Regions from separate parts of the Homo sapiens genome. Here region 1 is linked to region 2. The links are chromatin loops, found by intact Hi-C in ENCODE. Cell type or tissue: heart left ventricle. All regions are shown on one strand. Links, peaks and the distances in the headings refer to the core of each region. The heading gives the core; the rest is flanking DNA.

Region 1 (5,375 bases), core at 253-5,252, 140 kb before region 2:
GGTGGAAACTGAAGGAACAGACAGGAGAGAAGGAAGAAAGATTTGGGACAAGTTGCATTGGGAGCAGAGACTAGGGAGGGACCAATGTGTAAAAGAATGCCCGGATGTCAAGCACCTCAGACCATTTGCCCATTTTTCGACAAAAATTATCTAGATCTTGTAGGATGGAGAAATCAAAAGTGCCATTTTCTGGTCATTTAGAACCATTGTCAAGTTTGTATTGGGGCCAAGCAGTATTGCAGAAGAAAATAAGGCATTTAGGTTTTAGGTCAGGTGTGAGTTGAAGAGGTGTAAGTTCTTGAGAACACAGGGTAAGGGAGAAGAAGGAGGAATGGAGGGTGGAAGTTTGCCCATAGTTAAAAGGTGAGTTTAGAGAAAAGAGAGGATAGAGACACAGTGTGGGGGGAGGTGGTCTTGCCACCCAGGGAAGGTGGTACTTGCCACCAAGGTGAAGGATCAAGGCAGGCATCCCCACAGTGATTAAACACCAAGGGAAGACTGTCTTCCCAAGTCCATGACTGTTGCCGGAGTTTTGAGTTCATGGATAAAACGTGTCTCCTCTGTCTCTACCAGAAAAGGAAAGGAACCAAAATTAAGGAAGGGAGAGATTGAAGGGTGGAGGGCTAACAAGACAGGCTGGAGAAGAGAACAAAAAGAGGCCACTTACCTGATTTAAAATTGGTGAGATGTTCCTTTGGCTGGTCTGAGGACCCAAGGTCATAGGTGATCTCCTCACGGAGTGAGGGTGAGGACCCGGGATGAGTCTCCTGAAGGAGTCCCCTGTCCCAGGTCTTTGGCACCAAATGTTATGCATGTCCATGTGAAGAGACCACCAAACAGGCTTTGTGTGAGCAATAAACTTTTTAATCACCTGGGTGCAGGCAAGCTGAATCCAAAAAAAAGGAGTCAGCAAAGGGAGATAGGGGTGGGACAGTTTTATAGGATTTGGGTAGGTAGTGGAAAATTAGACTTAAAAGGGGTTGTTCTCTTGTGGACAGGGGCGGGGGTCACAAGGTGCTCAGTGGGGAGCTCCTGAGATTCACTGTCCAGGAGAAGGAATGTGACAAGGCCAATTGATCAGTTCAGGTGGGGCAGTAACAAATCACAATGGTGGAATGTCATCAGTTAAGGCAGGAACTGACTATTTTCACTTCTTTTATAGTTCTTCAGTTGCTTCAGGCCACCTGGATGTATATGTGCAGGTCACAGAGGCTTATTCCAGAAGGAAGGAAAGGCAACTTTCTCCTTATGTCAATTCTACCCCCTGCCCCCCAAATATTTGGACCCCTCACCACACAAACAACTATCCCTGTTGCTGCTCCTTTATGCATCTCCCAACAATAGCCTACTGGAATCCCTTTAGGCAACCTTCCACCATCCAAATGTTCCTTTACTCTATCTCCAGAACCCAGCCACACACATTACCAAACAGATGGGAGTATTCCAACTTTGCATTACTGATGAGCCCTCTATCATTACTGACAAACCAAAAAACATTGGCAGTCACTATTGTTTGGAAAGACACTTATCCTCCATCTCCCTCCATCCTTGGCTATCCTCCCCCTGCTCATCTGAATCTCCTCCTATCCCCTCCTCTTGCTTGCTTATATGCAGCCCCATGAATAGCAGTGAAAGGTTACTCATAGACACTATGTGCTTTCTTATACACCATGGAAACCAAACCTCTCCCTCTATGAGTTGCACTATCCATCCCCATTACAACCTCTAATGGCTGCTGCCCTTGCTGGAGCTCTAGGATTTTGGGTGCAGGACTCCTCTTTCAGTACACCCTCTCACCTTTTCACTTTACATTTCCAGTTCTGCCTGACACAAGGTCTCTTCTTTTATGTGGTTCTTCCACCTACATGCACCTACCTGCCAACTGGATGGGCACATGTACTCTAGTCTTCCTTACCCCCAAAATCCAGTTTGCAGATAGGAATGAACAACTGCCTGTCCCCCTCATGACACCAACACAACAAAAAGAGTCATCCCAGTTATCCCTTTACTTGTGGGTCTAGAACTTTTCTGCCTCCACTATTGCACTTGGAACTGGAATAGCAGGCATATCAACTTCTGTCACAACATTCTGCAGCCTCTATAATGACTTCTCTGCTAGCATTACAGATATATCACAAACTTTATCTGTCCTCCAAGCCCAGGTTGACTCTTTAGCTGCAGTTGTCCTCCAGAACTTCTGAGGCCTCAATTTACTCACTGCTGAAAAAGGAGGTCTCTGTATGTTTTTAAATGAGGAGTGTTGTTTTTACCTAAAACAATCTGGCCTGGTATATGACAACATAAAAAAACTCAAGGATAGAGCCCCAAAACTCGCTAACCAACAAAATAATTATGCTAAACTCCCTTGGGCACTCTCTAATTGGATGTCTTGGGTCCTCCCAATTCTTAGTCCTTTAATACCTCTTTTTCTCCTTCTCTTATTTGGACCTTGTGTCTTCCGTTTAGTTTCTCAGTTCATACAAAACTGCATTCAGGCCATCACCAATCATTCTATATGACAAATGCTCCTTCTAACAACCCCACAACACCAACCTTTACCCCAAAATCTTTCTCCAGTTTAATCTCTCCCACTCTAGGTTCCCATGCTGCCCCTAATCCCACCTGAAGCAGCCCTGAGAAACATCACCCATTATCTCTCCATACCATCCCCCAAAATTTTCACCACCCCAACACTTCACCACTACTTTGTTTTGTTTTTCTTATTAACATAAGAAGACAGGAATTTCAGGCCTCTGAGCCCTAGCTAAGCCATCATATCCCCTGTGACCTGCACATATATATCCAGATGGCCTGAAGCAACTGAAGAACCACAAAAGAAGTGAAAATAGCCAGTTCCTGCCTTAACTGATGACATTCCACCATTGTGATTTGTTCCTGCCCCACCCTAACTGATCAATTGACCTTGTCACATTCCTTCTCCTGGACAGTGAATCTCAGGAGCTCCCCACTGAGCACCTTGTGACCCCTGCCCCTGCCCACAAGAGAACAACCCCCTTTAAGTCTAATTTTCCACTACCTACCCACATCCCATAAAACTGCCCCACTCCTATCTCCCTTTGCTGACTCCTTTTTTGGATTCAGACTGCCTGCACCCAGGTGATTAAAAAGCTTTATTGCTCACACAAAGCCTGTGTGGTGGTCTCTTCACATGGACGCACATAACAGTAATCAGATGAGAAGTCACCACTTCCATTCCTACAATAACAACAACAAGCTAGATAAACAAAAACAATGACTTTTCTTGGACCCATCAAATAACTGAAGTTTCAGGGCAAAACACTACCCCAAATTTGGAGAGACAGGTGTATCTAGAGACACAGGTGGGATCTGCTTACGTGGAAAAGAAGCTGCTGGGATCTACTTACCTGGAAAAGAAGGTGCTGGAGCCATAAATTGTTAGGAGCATTTACATGGTAATGTTGGCAAATTGCTGGAGGCTGTGTGTGGACTCATGTGAGAAAAAAAGCTCAGGGGGGCCACCGTTCTAAGGGTACCCTCACACATTTGTGAGCTTTACCTCCAAGAACATGGCCAAATTCTCATAGTAAGGATGTGAGAAAGATCCTTCCCTGGATTTGGCAGGAAAAGAGGATGAAATCCCCTTGGAGAGTTCTCCATAACAAAGGCCTACTTTGCAGGGTGAAAGACTTTCCCAGAGCCTTATTCCAGAAGGAAGGGAGGAAAGGCATTCCTCTCTCTCCCCTGTCTTCTCTAGCTTTCTAGTCCCCACTAAGGGAAAAATTTAAAAGCTATGCCACTGGAGAAACACTTGTGAAGCTGACAGTTCAGAAACATGCCCCCAACCCCCACAAAAGATGGAGTTTTAACAAGATTATGGAATGCTTCTACCTCCCAGAACCTTCTCACCTCAGCAATAGGGCTCCCGTATGACAGTGGATTACAGTTGAAAAATCTGCAAAACAGAGATTCTGAGAAGTACTTAGGGAAGCCTAAAGTCAAGGTGAGAGACAAAATTAAGGAAGAATCTGAAGCTTCTGACATCCACACCAATAGCAAACAGTAAACATAGCCCAGCACTTAGCCAGATTAACATAAATCCTCACAATAAAGGCCTACTTGCCTATTTGTCTATTTTCCTCTCTGGTTTGAACAAAAAATTACAAAGCAGGCCAAGAAAAAACAAACACACACAGTCTAAGGAAACAAAGCAATCACGAGAATCAGGCTCAGCTATGACACAGATGATGATATGATCAGACATGGAATTTACAATATCATAACTATAATTAATACGTTAAGGGCTTTAATAGAAAAAGTAGACAACATGAAAGAAGAGATGAGTAAAGTAAGCAGCGAGATGGAAACTCTAAGAATCAAAACAGATGATCAAAATAAAAAACAAAGACAGCTGAGAAAAAAACTATCAGTGAGATTGAAGATCATCAATAGCAAACTGAAATGCAAAGAGAAAAAAAGAATTTTTTAAAAATCACATATCCGCTAAGAACTGTAAACAATTTTAAAAGCTATAACATACATGTAATTGGAATATCAGAAGGAAAAAATTAAAGAGAACAGAGAAAAAGAAATAGCTGAAGTAGTAATGGTTAAAAACTTTCCAAAATTAATGACAGTCACCACATCACAAATTCAGGAATATCAGAGAATATCAAGCCAAATAAATACCAAAAACAAAACTAACTGCAGAAAACCAGACACGAAGAAAATATTATGAAAGAAGCTAGAGGGGGAGAAAACTTTGCCTTAGATGAATGAAAATAACAATTATAATAGACTTCTCATCAGAAACTATATAAACAAAAGGACAGTAGCATAAAATATTTAAAGTCTTGAAAGCAAAAAAACCCAACAAGCTTGAATTCTATATCCAGTCAAATTGTCCTTCCAAAGTGAAGGAGAGCCGGGTATGGTGGCTCACACCTGTAATCTTGGCACTTTAGGAGGCCAAGGCAGGCGGATAACCTGAGGTCAGGAGTTCAGATCAGCCTGGCTAACATGACAAAACCTCATTTCTACTAAAAATACAAAAATTAGCCAGGCATGGTGGCACACGCCTGTAGTCCCAGCTACTCGGGAGGCTGAGGCAGGAGAATTGCTTGAACACAGGTGGTGAAGCTTGCAGTGAGCCAAGATCATGCCATTGAACTCCAGCCTGGGTGAAAGAGCAAGACTCCATCTTAAAAAAAAAAAAAAAAAAAAAAAAAGGCCGGGTGTGGTGGCTCATGCCTGTCATCCCAGCACTTTGGGAGGCCGAGGCAGGTGGATCTCCTAAGGTTGGGAGTTCGAGACGAGCCTGACCAACATGGTGAAACCCCATCTCTACTAAAAATACAAAAACTAGCCAGGCATGGTGGCAGTAGCTGTAATCCTAG
Region 2 (5,375 bases), core at 208-5,207:
GAAGATATTTAATGAACCTATATAGCCAATCATTTTTACCCAAATACAAGCAATCACTTTTACCCAAATGTAACCCATGTTTACATTAGGTTCACTCATGGTGTTGTATATTCTATGGGTTTTGACAAATGTATAATGATACATCCAGCATTGTGATATCATACAGAATAGTTTCATTGCCCTAAGTATCCTGTGTGCTCCCCCCTTTTTTTTTTTTTTTTTTTTTTTTTTGAGATGGAGTCTTGCTCTGTCGCCCGAACTGGAGTGCAGTGGCACGATCTGGGCTCACTGCAAGCTCCACCTCCTGGGTTCACGCCATTCTTCTGCCTCAGCCTCCCAGACTACAGGAGCCCACCACCACGCCTGGCTAATTTTTTGTATTTTTAGTAGAGATGTGGTTTCACCATGTTAGCCAGAATGGTCTCGATCTCCTGACCTCGTGATCTGCCCGCGTCGGCCTCCCAAAGTGCTGGGACTACAGGAGTGAGCCACCACGCCCGGCCTTGTGCTCCACTTATTTATTGCTTCCTCCCACCTAATCCCTGATCTTTTTACTGTCTCTACAGTTTGTTTTCACCAGAATGTCGTATAATGGGAATCAAACAGTATGTAACATTTCCACGTTGGCTTTTCTCACTTACTAATATACATTTAAAGTTCTTCCATGTCTTTTCGTGACTTGATAGCTCATTTCTTTTTAATATTGAATAATATTCCATCATATAAATGTACCACAGTCTCTTTATCTGTTTACCTATTGAAGGACGTCTTAGTTGCTTCTAAGTTTTGGCAATTATGAAAAAAGCTGCTATAAACATCCATGTATAGGTTTTTGTGTGGGCTTAAATTTTCAACTTATTCGGGAGAATACCAAGCAGACCAATTCCTGGATTCTATGGTATGAGTATGTTTAGTTTTACATTAAACTGCAAAGCTGTCTTCCAAAGCGGCTGTACCATTTTGCATTTCCACCAACAATGAATGAGGGTTCCTGTTGCTCTACATTCTCATCAGCATTTGGTGTTGTCAGTGTTTTGGATTTTTGCCACTCCCATAGGCCTATAGTAGTATCCTGTCACTTTAATTTACATTTCCTGGTAGGTAGATCAAGAATAGAAGACTCTACCAATCGCTCCCCTCCCAAACCCCAAGGACTCCAATTTAACAACTATCTACCCACAAAAAAACCATCTTCATAAGAACCCATAATCAGGTGAGCACTCGTAGTACTTGGTTTTAACTTTGTATTGCTGAAAGGGGCACTGAAAAAGTAGAAAAAAAGACATAACCCTTCCCCTCCACCTCCCCACCCCAGCAGCAGTGGTATGGTACAGAAAGCTTCTCCATGAACTGGGGGAGGGAGAGTGCAGCAATTGTGAGGCATTAAACTCAGTGCTGTTGTTATAACAGAAAGGAAAACCAGTCCAAACTTAGCTGATCACCCACCCAAGGAAGGAGCATCAGCTAAGTTCTCATCAATCCCAGTGGTAAGAACTTGAGTTCCCACAAGCCTCACCACCATGGTCTAAAGTGCTCTGGGGCTCTAAATAAACTCGAAAGGCATTCTAGGTCACAAGGACTACAATTCCTCGGTGAGTCCTAGGGCTAAACTGGGCTCAGAGACAGTTGACTGGAGGGACATGTGACCTACTGAGACACTGCAGCACCTAAGGCAGGGCTGCTATTAACACTTCCCTAACGCCAGGCTGCATAGCTCACAGCTCCACAAGAGACCTTTTCCTTCCACTTGAGGAGAGGAGAGGAAAGAGTGAGGATGAATTTGTCTTGCATCTTAGATACCAGCTCAGCCACAGCGGGATAGGACACCAATTGGAGTCATGAGGCCCCCTTCGCAGGCCCTAGATCCTAGATGACATTTCCAGACATACCCTGGGCCAGAAGGGAACCCATTGCTTTGAAAGAAAGGACGCTTTCCTGGCAGCATTCATCACCTGCTAAGTGAAGAGCCCTTAGGTCCTGAATAACCAGCAGCAATATGCAGGTACTACATTGAGGGTCTTGGGGGAGACTCTGAAACTTGCTGGCTTTGGGTGACTCAGCACATTCCCAGCCATGATGGCTATGGGTGAGACTTCTTCTGCTTGAAAAAAGTGAAAGGAAAAGCAAAGGGGACTTTGTCATGCACCTTGGCCACAGGGTTGTAAAGCACAAAGCAGGCCTCTTGGGGTCCTCAATTCCAGGACTTGGCTCTTGGATGGCATTTCTGGACCTGCCCTGGGCCTGAAGGGAGCACGCTGCCCTAAAGGGTGAGTCCCAACCCAGGCAGCATTCACCACAAGCTGACTGAAGAGACTTTGTACCTTAAGGGAACATTGGTGGTAGTCTGGTAGTACTCCCTGTAGGCCTGTGGTGACGGTGGCCAAGAGGTGAGGCTCCTCTGCCTTTGAAAAGGTGAGAGAAGAGTGAGATGGACTGTATCTTGTAGTTTGAATGCCAGCTCAGCTGCAGTATAATAGACTTCTAAGGGTTTTGACTCTAATCCCTGGCTGCTGGGTGGCACCTCTGGGCCTTCCTGGAGCCTGGGGGAACTTGCTGCCCTGAAGGAAAGGACACGGGCCTGGCTGTCTTTGCCACTTGCTGATTGCAGAGAACATAGGCAGTAGCCAGGGAGTGGTTGCAACAGGCCTTGGGTGAAATCCAGTACTGTGCTGGCTTCAGGTCTGACTGAGAACAGTCATAGTGGTGATTGCCACAAGGGAGCTTGTATCACTCCACCCCCAGCTTTGGGTGGCTCAGAATAGAAAGAGAGGCTCCATTTGTTTAAGAGAAACTAAGGGAAGAGAAAAAGAGTCCCTGTCTGATAATACAAAAAATTTTCCCAGATCTTGTCTAAGACCATCAAGGCAGTACCTCTACAAGTATGCAATAACCACAGTGTTACTGAGCTTGAGGTACCTCTTGAAGCAGATACAGCTTAGATCACAACATCCAAGTCCTATCAAATATCTGGAAAGCCTTCCCAAGAAGGACCAGTACAAACACCAGACTGCAAAGACTACGATAAATACCCAGACACAGATGAATATCTACAAATATTGAGACGACCCAGGAAAACATGACCTCATTAAATGAACCTAATAAGGCACCAGGGACCAGTCTTGGAGAAACAGAGATATGTGACCTTTCAGACAGAAAATTTAAAATAGCTATTTTGAGGAAACTCAAAGAAATTCAAGAGAACACAGAAAAGGAATTCAGAATTCTATCAGATAAATTTAACAAAGAGGTTGAAATAATTTAAAAGAATCAAACAGAAAATCCGGAACTGAAAAATGCAATTGGCATACAAAAAATGCATCAGTCTTTTAATAACAGAATTGGCCAAGCAGAAGAAAGAATTAGTGAACTTGAAGACATGCTGTTTGTAAATACACAGTGAAAGGAGACAAAAGAAAAAAGAATGAAAAACAATGAAGCATGCCTACAAGATCTAGAAAATAGCCTTAAAAGGGCAAATCTAAGAGTTACTGGCCTTAAAGAGGAGGTAGAGAAAGACAGAGGTAGAAAATTCATTCAAAGGGATAACAGAGAATTTCCCAAACCTAGAGGAAGATATGAATATCCAAATCCAAAAAAGATTATAGAACACCAAGCAGATTTAACCCAAAGAAGACTACCTTAGGCATTTAATAATTTGCATTTCCTAATGAGATATGATGTTGTGTATCTTTTCATATGCTTATTTGCCATCTTTCGTTCTTCTTTGGTGAAGTGTGTTCAAATCTTTTGCGCGCTTATTAATCAGGTTGTTTGTGTTCTTATTGTTGAGTTTTACAATTTCTGTGCATATTGTGGATAACAGTCCTTTATCAGATGCATCTTTTGTAATTATTGTATCCCTGTCTGTGACTTGCCTTTTCATTCTCTTGACAGCTTCTGTTGCAGATGAGAAGTTTTCAATTTTATATCAATTTTTGTTCCCCAAAGTGCACAAATGTAACAGGCTACTGAGTACAAGTTTTTCTGTTATCCCAAAATTGGCAGTTAAGGCCACAATATTAAAATAGAGAAGTTGGAGAACTGAGAACAACTGGAGCTAACCACCTTCTTTAAGGCTTACGAAGACACAACCAGGTAAAGGCTCTGCTGCTCTAAATCATCACCCCAAACTGGACCTTCTCCCTCTCCAGTCAAGTCTGAAAGGAAGACTGAGGTGGGAACAGAGAAGAAGGAAATGATTAGAGGTGTAAGGTGGCCTTGGTAGGGGTGGGAAGGGAGTAATACTTCAGTTTTCTATCTATTCCACCAAGACATGCCTCTCACCACTGAACCAACTTCGGGGCTGCCATGAGAACCACTCTTAAAGCCTGGAAGGAGTGCCTATAGGAAGAGAAGGCCAGAATTACATTTCTAGCTTTGACATCTGCACCTGCAGTGGCCTTGCCAATCAAGCCACTGTACCTACCTGAACTGAGGGGAAAAAAAAGTGACTTAGAAAAGGGAGAGAGCACAGCTCTGGGGCAACCCACATGTGTATCTCCATAGGCCATGTGAACTTGGGAGAAGTAGCTAGGTTTGTGTTATCTTGACAAATTCTACCCACAAGGATTGGCCATTGAAAGCACATCTCAGCAGCAGGAGCTGGGGAGTGTTCCATGTATGAGATATCAATGACTGTGCAGTGGTGAGGTCCCTAAGGGGCTTCTGAAAACTCCCAGATAGAGACCTCTGCCTCCCAGTCCACATTAACCAGATAAACAGTCAAAATTTTACAGAGGACAAACTTCAGCTGCACTATTAAATGTGAGAGACTTGTCCTTTCTTTTCTTTCCCAAATCACCACAAACTGTGGAACCCTAGAAGAGGGAAGGAGAGATAGTATCCTGAAGGCAGACCACACCCACGTCTTCTATTCCCGACACCTTATATCTGATCTGTGATGTTGGAGGCAATAGCTCTAAATTAGATTGAGATTGAAGCTTTTCTAACACTGAATTGTTATGGTTTTGTTTTTTTTATAGAAGCCTAACCAAAAGATCACAGGATCTGCCCAAGTAAAAGAGAAATTTGACAAAGCTTAATTGAAAAAAAAAGTTACTTTCATATATATGCCCCAGGGAAATTCAGAATATTCAGCAAACTCATTACTAAAAGTAAACAAAATAATATGATATTACCATTAGGAAGAGAAGTACTTCATTAAAGTGATCACAAGTGAGAAATTAAGGAGTAGGACACTAAACATACACTCCATATTGTATTTTTAATAATAATTAGGAGACTTCAAATCAAAGAGCAAACTATACAAGATTAATAATGATGGCACTCAGTATAGCCGATTTACAGCGCATTATAGTAGTAGTAACATGGGCTACGAATAAGAAAGACCTGGATTCAGTCAAGTATTCTGATGA

The links. Peaks named below come from ENCODE experiments on the same cell type or tissue, not always from the same donor. Only the 100,000 strongest peaks of a DNase experiment are listed, where the experiment ranks them.
Region 1: a loop joins it to region 2, with 2.1 times the contacts of the local background. A loop is called at or near these places in 8 of 110 quality-filtered maps.

The regions. Positions count from the first base shown.
Region 1 is chr2:157,342,263-157,347,637 of GRCh38, forward strand. No RefSeq gene overlaps it. Among named protein-coding and RNA genes, the nearest start is that of ERMN, 19 kb to the left of the region's middle. RefSeq lists an enhancer at 3,247-4,099. In heart left ventricle, for the core only: no CTCF peak of the experiment used is centred there; no DNase peak of the experiment used is centred there.
Region 2 is chr2:157,478,206-157,483,580 of GRCh38, forward strand. All of the region lies in intron 3 of LOC105373712 (a long non-coding RNA gene), which reads right to left. Among named protein-coding and RNA genes, the nearest start is that of CYTIP, 37 kb to the left of the region's middle. RefSeq lists enhancers at 2,240-2,369, 2,510-2,559 and a silencer at 2,720-2,779. In heart left ventricle, for the core only: no CTCF peak of the experiment used is centred there; a DNase peak (open chromatin) is centred at 2,586; H3K27ac peaks cover 1,074 bases.